Linked DNA regions of Mus musculus: regions 1 and 3 are each linked to region 2. Evidence: chromatin contacts called from ENCODE POLR2A ChIA-PET data. All regions are on one chromosome and are shown on one strand. The core of a region is the stretch at or near the end of the contact, and the rest is flanking DNA. Distances in the headings are between cores, read along the strand shown. Region 1 holds the start of Raly (hnRNP-associated with lethal yellow). Region 2 holds the start of Zfp341 (zinc finger protein 341). Region 3 holds the start of Cdk5rap1 (CDK5 regulatory subunit associated protein 1).

Region 1 (3,303 bases), core at 500-2,999, 180 kb after region 2:
TTAGAAGACCAGGAAAAAAGCCAAGAAGTAACTGGAGCAAAATAGCAGACTAAAGCTTACAGTGTCAGGAGGGTGGCAGCGGGTGATAAGGTATTCAGGACCTTGTAGAATGTGCACAGAATTCCCAGTGGCAGCAGACTATCATCTGCAATCTTTTCTAATGGAAGCCACGACCGGAGCAGGGCACCAGTGGCAGCTTGCCTGACAGTGGGGCTGCAAGTTCAGAGAATGCTTCTCAGAGGAGGAGGCTCCTCCTGAATATGGGATGAGTGAAAAGGCTGCCTGAGGTGTTAGTTAATAGATTGCTATATCCAAAGTCTAGCGGTGGTGGCACATGAGGTGGAGGCCAGCCTGGTTTACAGAGTGAATTCCAGGAAAGCCAAGGCTACCCCGAGAAACCCTGTCTTGAAAAAACAAACGGACAAGGAAACCCAACAAAGAATAGATGGTATATTTGAGCAAATATAGGAAGACTGTTACACAGAGAGGGAAGTGAGGAGCTGGATAAAACCAGAAAAAGCAGAGGAGGTTGGTAGGGGCTGGACTGATTGATGGAAGTGTTTATTGATCACCATAGTAGGTCTGGAAACACAGTAATGTACAAAAACCAGTAAAGAATTCCTGGTCTTGGCGCTGGGGAGATGGTTTAGTGAGTAAGACTGATTGCTCTTCAAGGCTGAGAACCTGTTTGAATCACCCATTCCCGAACTCAAGAGGCCTGGCCTCGCTGTGATGCCAGCAGTTGGAAGGCAGAAGCAGGGAGGATTAGGAGTTCAAGATTATTCTCGGCTACAGAGCAAGTACAAAGCTGGCCCGGGCTACAGAGACCCTGCCTCAAACTCTGTCCTAATTCCCAACAGGTAATGAAATCACAGGTCTGAAGGGAATGGGGAATACAAATAAGTACGTCTCCAGCTTTCTGGGAGATTTGTGACTATAGCTGACAATGGTCCTCTTTGCTCTCAGAAGACCCCCTGATGGTCTGGAGAGGCAAATTGGGGATGTAAGTGGGAGAGACAGGAGACTGAAAAACTGATTCAAATGGGAGATCCTGACATGATAAATATTTAGGAGGAAGAACCAACACCCAGATTAAGTAAGAAAACATTTCATCCCATAAGGGCAAAACTACTTAATCAGGCTTTTTTTTTTTCCACCTTTGACGAGAGACCCCAGACATCGAAGCGTCTCCGCCCAACCCCAAGCCTTCCCAGCGAATGGTAGCATTCTAATTCCTAGAAAGTGAAATAACCGCTCCAATTGCTTCTGGCCCCTGCCGCACCGCCTCCAGCTAACAGAGAGGGCTCCATCTCCAGGCCTCGCCCAATCAAGCGCCACCCCCGCGCCGCGCTCCTCCCTTAGGATCTTCCTCCTTCCGGCTCCCGCCCAGGGTCTACCTCCGACTGTCCTGCCCGCGGTGTTACCAAGGCCCACCTCCTGCAGACCGGCGGCAACCTCTTAGCACCGCCTCCGCTTCCGTAGGCCCAAGCTCCGCCCCTCAGACTCCTCCCCTGGGCACGCTCTTCCCCCCCACCCCGGCTCCGCCCTCAGCCTGCTGCTCCTCCCTCGTGTCCTCCCGCCCGTCAGCCCTCGGGACCCCCTCCGCCCCGCCTTCAGCACCCGGCTGGTGGAAGCCACAAACTCCTTTCCCTCAGCCCCGCCTGCCTCCTCCGTCCCCCCACCCCACGCTAGACCCCGCCCCGGCCCCGCCCTCCTCCTCTGCGCGCCGAAGCTCTGGACCTTTCCAAAGCCCGGCGCGAGGGGTGTGCAGGGAGCCCACGCGTTTGGAGAGCCCGGCCCGTGCAGGGCGGCGCTGGGGACTGAGTGCTCGGGTGGCAGGATCCTATTCGGAGGACCGAGAGGAGAACCGGGTAGGAGCCGGGGCGGCGGGCAGGCCGAGTGCAGACGCCTGTCCAGCACTCCCCCTCCCCGCGCTCGCCCCATTGGTGGCGGCCGAGCGAAGGACTCGCGGCTGCGGGGCTCGCGCCTCTGTCAGTGCGGCGGGGCGCGCGAGCGGCGCGGGGTGCGGAGCCGAGGGAAGCCGAGGGGGCGGAAGCGGTCGCGACTCTCGCGCGTGTGCTCGGGCTCCTCACGCGGCGGCCAGGGCCGCCTCTTCCCTCCCGCCCTCCGAGAGCAGACGCGCCGTCGCCCTTCGGTGCCGCGCGGCTTCCTCCAGACCTCGGCGCGGGTGAGTGGGGGCCGCGGGCCGCTCCTGAGGAGTGCGGGCGGGCTGTTCCGTGTGCCTTTTTCGTTCCTCACCTCCTCGGGCGGGCCGGTGCCTATTTTTAGAAACTCTTTCTCTCCGCGGTCCCGGGAGTCCTGGGAGCCGGAGTAACTCTCGGCCCCCTCCCTCTGTGCTCCCTCCCGGGCCCGCCGCCCCGGGTCGCCTGCCCCGGGGCCACGCGCGCCCGCCCCTGGACGCCTGGTATTCGCAGCTCGCCTCCGGTCGGTCGGCCGGGCGCGGGCCGGGAGTTGGGGGTGGGCCGGTGCCCGCTCGGAAGTTGGAGTCTTTTGTGCTGCGCCCCGCCCCGACCGGCGAGGGGAGGAGGGGAGGGAGCGGAGGTTGCGCCGGGGAGGCCTCGGGCGGGCTGGGGCCTGGCTCTGGCCTGGATTGGGGCCCCGGGTTTCTTCCGGCTTTCCAGTCGGTCCAGCTCTTTGAGGTTCCCTTAGGCGCGCAAAACTGGTCCTTTCTTTTCCCTCACGGGTCTGTCTGAGCGCCTTTCTCGCTACCCTTGCCTAGCCTTTGCTCGGTGTCTTGTGGAGCGCGGAAGGGAACGGCCAGCCCTCGAACTGGGGGGCCGCGTCCCCCACTTTGCTCCAGCCCGAGCCTCAGTTTTCACCTGGGTGAAATGGGGTCAAGGAGGAACGCAGCCTCTCCGGGTGTTAGTGAATTCAGGGAGGGAGTTAGTACAGGGCAGAAGCGTTAAATGCCAACAGGTAACGTTTAACGAGACTGACCCAGGAACTTCGTGAATGTATCGCCTCATGTCCACACCGGTCTTCCAGAGCTGTCCCTGCTCACAGGAGCAGAAATCAAGGTTCAGAGACATGAAACCGCCGTAGAAGTACAAAGCTGTTAGTAACCGTTACTTATTTCCTGATAGGAAATCTCTTTGTGCAGAGGGCATTTTGATTTACCGTTAGTCTTAACACCGTATAGGTAAGAAAGGTAGGCTCCTCTCTGAGACATTGACTGAGAGACAGGGACTGATCTGCCATAGATAAAATCTCCTTTTGTTGCTATCAGAACTCTGAGGGAAAGTGGTTAGGAGGAAATGTTTTTGCTGGTGTTGTGCTTAGACT
Region 2 (3,369 bases), core at 499-2,998:
ATAAAATAAATAAATAAATCTTTTTTAAAAATTACTTGTTTGTTGAGCACCTACGATATGCCAGGTATTGTTCTAGGTTCTAGAAACATAGCCAAGACCAAAAAAAAAAAAAAATTGTCTTCAGTCATAATCTATCAGAAAACATAGGCCATAGACCAGGAAGTAAATGAGGGGTGGAGAAGAGGAGCCATGGCTTCAGATAATTTTTATTCTGGTACAAGGAGAAGCTATGTTAGTCAGGGTAGTTGGTCAGGAAAGGCCTCTTTGAGGAGGTAGATGACCCAAGAAGCAGTGGTGTCAGCTGTTAGGAAGGGTAATGGAAGCTGGAGAGAATAGTAAGTACAAAAACTGAGGTCAAAATTAAAGGTCAAGGGTTGAGGTGGAGCTAAAGTAGATCACCAGCTTAGCATTCATTCACCAGGCTCTGTATGCAGCCCTGCCCTCTTCGAGCCCCACACACTCAGGGCAGCTGACACTATTAAGTGAGACTATTAAGTGAGCCAGCATTACAGAACTTTGTGCAACAGAGGACAGTTAAGTCAGAAACTCACAACTAGTTAAAGTGTCAGTAGAGTGTTTAGCCACAGTAGGACTTCTATCTCATCTTTTCCTCTTTCCAAGACTCAGGCATCATGGTGAATGTCGGGGTGGAAAGATATAAGAGCCAGAGTTTGGGGAGGCCTGGGGTGAAATCGTGTCTTGGAAATGGCAGGGCTACAGCACTTGCAAACTCAGACCAGCTGTAGCTTTCTCCACCTGCACAGGATCAAGCCAGTCATCATTCCAGAATGCATGGATGAGGACCTCACAAATCCCCAGAGGTCTGTCTTGGGAGAGAAAGTCCTCTAAGTGTATATGTAGTCCCTGATAAACCATGTTCCAGTGGATGACCCCACACTGACACACTGATCAATATAATGTACCAGCAGTTCAAATTGGACTTCATGGATTATAAACAAAACTTAGAGACGGCTCAGCTGGTAAAAGCACTTGCTGCTGGACTGAGTTCAGTGCCAGGGTCTCACATGATGGAGGGAAGAGAATCGATTCCGGAACGTTGTCCTCTGATCTTCACACATGTGTTTTGTTGTGTGTCTGTGTGTAGATATATGCCATGTGTGTCCATATACACAAAACAAAATTAATAATAAATGTAAAAACGACGACATGAAGTTGGGAGTGGATCCCCTCCCTATGAGTTTGAGCTAGGAATGGCTGAAATGGTAATAGGGTCGTCAAAGAAATGGGGTCTCAGAGAATCACAGTCGAGAGGTGTGTGAATGGGAATGGAGGTCCCTCCAAAGCTGGAAATTGGGGTTAAGAAGAGCACTGAGGGAATCTAACATAAACTGAGGAATTAAGACCAGAGATAGGAGTCCTTCGAGAAGGCTGCTTTCCAATCAGCGTGGCACAGTTGCAAGGTGTGGGGTGTCCATGTAACAGACAATCTCGGTGAGGTGGGTTGGTGTTGCAACCTTGAAGAAGACTGTGTGCAGCGATCATGGGGTGCGTGTTGAAGAACTGGGGTCGGTGTCCGCGTTGGGAGGCGATGTGCGAGCGCCGGACGTATGTCTGTGTAGAATTGGAACTACTAGGGGACTGGGTCTCCGGCCGGACAGCGGGGCAAGCTGTTTCCGGGGCAGGGGCTTCGGCGTCGGCTCCTGGGCGCCCCCTGGCGGCCCCGACCCCGCCGCGGTTCTCACAATGCTTGCGTAGCCCCGCTCCGACTCCCCGGGCGGCGGCAGCTCCAAGATGGCGCAGGCGATCTTCGAGGCCCTGGAGGGTGAGCGCGTCGGGCCGGGGCAGCGGCTGTTCCGCGTGGCGCCCCCTCCCGCCGCGCCCTCGCAGCGCCGGGCCCAGGGCGCGTGGAGGCCGCGGGGCGGAGGGCGGAGGGCGTCCGGGCCGGAACAGCCGCGGGGCGGGAGGGGGCGGGAACAGCCTGGGAGCGCCGGCTCTGCGGGGAGGGGGCCTCGGGACCGGAACAGCGCGGCAGTCGAGGCCGCCGGCGCGGGAGGGTGCACGCCCAGGAAACAGCCGGGGGCCTGGGCCTGGAGAGACGGCGGTGCGGGAGGGCTGGGCGGCTCAGCTGCCCAGTCGGGCGCCCGAACCACTCAGAACGTCCCGAGACCCACGGTGGCCTCCGGGCTGGGATGTAGTCCTACTAAGTCCAGAGCAGAGAAGGAGGCGCCGCCTGTGTGCACAGCGGAGTCTGGGAGAGACCACCGGCCCAAACCAGTAAACACAGGGCACCCACCGTGCTCCGATCTGAGCCCTGCACGCGTGTGCCTGCTTGGGCTACTCTGGTCTCCGATCGAATCGGATTCGATTCTGTGATCTGCAAGATCGCCGTGGTGCATGGGCCCCAGGCTCTGGAGAAAGGGAGCTCTGAGCGCCACCATGTGCACCTGCTGGAGTTTAACAACAAAGGATGGCTCTAGAGACAGGAGAGGAGTTGGACACAGTAGTAGCCTTGTGGGTGGAGGGTGGAGTGAACAGCCCGAGTGGAAATCTGTGGGCCGGGCCGGCAGAAGGAAACCAAGGCTTGTAGTTCACTAGCTTCTTGGAGGATGAGCTCTCACCTGAGTCTTACCTTTGAAAGAAATCCAGTGATTCTTACTAAGCCAGATTCACTTGTCCTCATCCTCCTTCATTACTACCCCACCTCACCCCGCCGTCAGAATTGTGGGAAAGAATAGTAAAAGAAGGCAATCTCAGGCAGGGTTTGCCGTGCATGCTCATAATCCCAGCGGTTGGAAGACAGGCAGGAAGATCGTTAGCCTCGGCCACATAAGGATTTTGAGGCCAGCTTTGGCACCATGAGACTTTCAAAAACCAATTAGGAATATATGTGTACATACATATACTCAATAACAACTTTTTTTAAAAGGCCATGACTTTGAAGGAGAGTGGAGAGGTTATATGGGAGGTTTGGAGGGAGAAAAGTGAAGGGCGGAATGTCCTAATCAAATTATAATCTCAAAAGTATTAAAAATATCATTGTACAGAAAATAAAAGGGGGGAAAAACCACAAAACAACGGGAACTCAAAAAAGAAGACTGCAAAGGTGACCCCAGCTGGTGTGTTCTGTGAAGAAAATAGCAGGGGTGGTGTGGATCTGGGTGGTCAGTCAGGGTCGTGGGTGTTCGTTCCCTTTTGGAGGACAGTGGGGTATTGCGTGTGGTCAGGTCGTGGGTGTTCATTCCCTTTGGAGGACAGTGGGGTATTGCATTGTTTAAACGTTTCGTACAAGCATATGCTTGTGTATTAGCTAAAGAAAAAATTAAATAGGATTCGAGAAGTGTAGTTTCACTGGCCTTGAAAGGTCCCCAGGACCAAAATAAATAAAATTTCTACGAGAAGAACAGCAGG
Region 3 (3,190 bases), core at 302-2,801, 240 kb before region 2:
GGTTTGTTTGTTTGTTTGTTTGTTTTTTGAGATCTTCCTATGAAGTCCATACTGACCTCCAACTTTTCTCATTCCTCTCACCTCAGTCTTCCAAATGCCAGAATCACAACCCAGTTCCAAGGTACTGTTTTGTTTTGTTTTGTTTTGTTTTGTTTTGTTTTGACAGGGTTTCTCTGTATAGCTCTGACTGTCCTAGAACTTGCACTGTAGACCAGGCTGGCCTGAAACTCAGAGATCAGCCTGTCTCTGCCTCCTGAGTGCTGAGATTTAAGGTGTGCACCACCACCTCCCTTAAGGTACGTTTTATGATAGTTTACCTTAATCTAAACATGGTAAACCTATATTCCCAGTAACCTGGGAGGCTAAGGCAGGAAGATCATTTGAGCCCAGGACTGCCTGGACAACAGTGAGGGCTCTTAAAATATATTATATCTCTAATTTACAGGTGAAAATAAATAAAGGCGGCTCAGTGACATGGCTTAGTGGATGAAGGCACCTGCCACCAAGCCTGACTCCCTGAAAGCCACACAGTAGAAAGAATTCTTTTCCATAGATTCTTCTATCTCTACACATACACTATGTATGGCACATTCATGTGCATGAGCACAGGAACAAAAACCAAATAAATAAAATGTAATTAAAAAAAAAAACACCAACCTACTCTCTTGTCGGAGAGGAGACTTTTGGTTTGAGTTTTAATTTTTTTCACATTTTTATTTTTATGCATATTATGGTATGTGAACCATCTTAACAGCCCAGGTGTGAGCTTTCAAATCATCTACTTCTGCCCTTTAATTGTTGTGTGACCACGTTTTTACAAGTCAAATTTCCACCTCTGGACTACAAATGTCATATCCATTTTGGAAAAAAAAAAAAAAAAAGTACAATAGGACCTTACCCCTTGCCAGATGTTATAAGAATTACACATTAAAAACTTAGATTGGGGGAGGGGGGGACTTAGAGCAGTGGCTCAGTGGTTAAGAGCACTGACTGCTTTTCCAGAGCCTGAGTTCAATTCCCAGCAACCAAGTGGTGGCTCACAATCATTCACTAGCAGCCCACACTTCATTTCAAAGCATGGACCTTGGCCGGGTTCTGGGCGCGTCTTCATGTATGAGTGTTGGGGTGGGGAACGGTCCTTTCTGACGAACCTGGTGGAAGGATCAAAAGCTTCAAGTTTTTGCACAGCACAGCGCGGAACCACCTACCACATCCAAGCGTGTGAGTGCTAGGCGTGGCGGCGGCAACTGCGTGAGCCCCGTAGCCCCTCTCCGAGGTCTATCAGACCCCATCTCTGCTTCACAGGGCAAATACTAGGGCTTAGAAGGACGCTGTGACTTGGCCAAGAGCCGGCAGCGGGGCTGAGCTACACTCGCAGCGGTCCTACTCAAGGCCTAACACTGCCCAGTGATACCTTCTCCTAGCGCTTCTGGCTTTTCCTGGACGGTGCGAGCCCGCCCTGCGCCACCGCGGGTCACCCGCAGGACACTAAACTCAATCTCAAGCCTCTCACCTCCCACAACTGCAAGGTCCGCGTCCGAAACCGGAAACTGTCGATCTGCGTGGGTTCCCTTCTCAGGAGTCCTCCGCTGCGCGCCTAGGCGTGCAACTTCTGTTCCGCCGTGACTTTCGCCCGCGGTGTTCTAATGGTAGTGTTTCCTGCCGGCTTCGAGTCCCAGGACCCTGGCTTTGAAAAATAAAGCCGTGAGACCTACTACTTCTTTAAATGCTAATACCGCCCCCCACCCCCACCCCACCCCACCCCAAAAAAAAAAGTTAAGTAAAGCTTAAAACCAGGTAGGCGGGCTGGAGAGATGGTTCAGCGGTTAAGAGCACTGAGTGCTCTTCCAGAGGTCTGGAGTTCAATTCCCAGCAACCACATGGTGGCTCACAACCATCTGTAAAGGGATCCGATGGATGCCCTCTTCTGGTGTGTCTGAAGACCGCGACACTGTACTATTATGCATAATAAATCTTTTTTAATTAGAAAAACAAACAAACAAACAAACAGGTGGGCAGTCTCAGAGTCTGTATCTGCCCTTGCCCCAAGAGAGTAAGGGATTCTTAGGGGTGTTCTGCCCCCTGGAAAATAGGAGCTCTGACTTCTCCTCAAGCCTGTCACCCGTTAGCTCCCTCCTGCCATATGTACTTTCCTTCCCTCTCCTCACCAGACCCTTTAAGAAAAGGGCCACCATGGGGCTGGTGAGATGGCTCAGCATGTAGGACACTTGCTGTTTGACGACCTGGGGTCTAATCCCCAGAACCCACAAGGTGAAGGGAGAACTGGCTCCCACAAGCCCTCTGAACTTCACAGATAGGCCATGGGACATGCAACATCTCTCTCTCTCTCTCTCTCTCTCTCTCTCTCTCTCTCACACACACACACACACACACACACACAGACGTCTCAGGACGCTGTAGCACACTTCGGTGTTCTCAGGAGGCAAAGGCAGGCTAATTCGAAGCCAGAAAGAGCTACATAGTAAAATTTCGTAGATGATGGATAGACAGACAGACAGGCAGACAGACAGATGGAATAGAATAAATGTAAAAAAAAATAGAAAAGAGGCTAACCAGTGGTTTCTGTGGCTAGCTCTGAACGGCCTCGTCTTTCCTGGATCTCCCAGATGGCCCTGAACAGCCTAATTGTTCCTCACTACCTCCTTACCCTACTCCTGTCACATTCCTGCCCTGGCCCTCTCAGCCATTCTCCCTTCCCTGTTGACTCTAGCCAAAATACCTCTTCTCCCCCAGACCGAACCCATAGTCCCTACACTCAAGAAAATGCTGAGAACAGGATTCAGCCAGATCGGAGCCCTGGGGTCAGAACCACCCTATGTAGCATAAGTGTTTTTTCCAAGCTTCACCATAAATATTAGTTTTAAAGTGTGAGACATTTAAGTGTAAAACATTTGGTTGAAGCACAAACTGCAGGTGGACAGTTCAAAAATCTACAAGCATAGAATGAGTAGCAAAGAGGCGCCCCCTCCTGGCCTCTTCCTGTCATGACTCTCATCAAGAGACTGGGTTTGGAGGGAAGGAGTGGGGGGCATTCCCAGCCTTCCTCTTTGCCAATGGGCTTTTGTCGTTTTGTTTTGTTTGTTTTGTTTTGTTTTGTTTTGTTTTGTTTTGTTTTCATTTATGTGTTTATGTATCTGGGCAAGAAGCCGGAAGTACTTCTGTTTGGAAA

What was found. ChIA-PET counts read pairs that join two places held with the same protein, here RNA polymerase II (POLR2A).
Region 1: POLR2A ChIA-PET joins it to region 2 with 27 read pairs in embryonic stem cell. The contact joins the promoter of Raly here to the promoter of Zfp341 in region 2. POLR2A ChIA-PET finds 5 or more read pairs at or near these places in 4 of 5 experiments (Patski and embryonic stem cell).
Region 3: POLR2A ChIA-PET joins it to region 2 with 11 read pairs in Patski. The contact joins the promoter of Cdk5rap1 here to the promoter of Zfp341 in region 2. POLR2A ChIA-PET finds 5 or more read pairs at or near these places in 2 of 5 experiments (Patski and embryonic stem cell).

What each region holds. Positions count from the first base shown.
Region 1 is chr2:154,789,361-154,792,663 of GRCm38, forward strand. It overlaps Raly (hnRNP-associated with lethal yellow), which reads left to right and starts at 1,750. Exons shown (of 8, transcript NM_001139511.1): 1 at 1,750-2,188.
Region 2 is chr2:154,611,620-154,614,988 of GRCm38, forward strand. It overlaps Zfp341 (zinc finger protein 341), which reads left to right and starts at 1,749. Exons shown (of 15, transcript NM_199304.1): 1 at 1,749-1,783. The coding sequence starts at 1,753.
Region 3 is chr2:154,371,168-154,374,357 of GRCm38, forward strand. It overlaps Cdk5rap1 (CDK5 regulatory subunit associated protein 1), which reads right to left and starts at 1,552. Exons shown (of 14, transcript NM_025876.2): 1 at 1,514-1,552.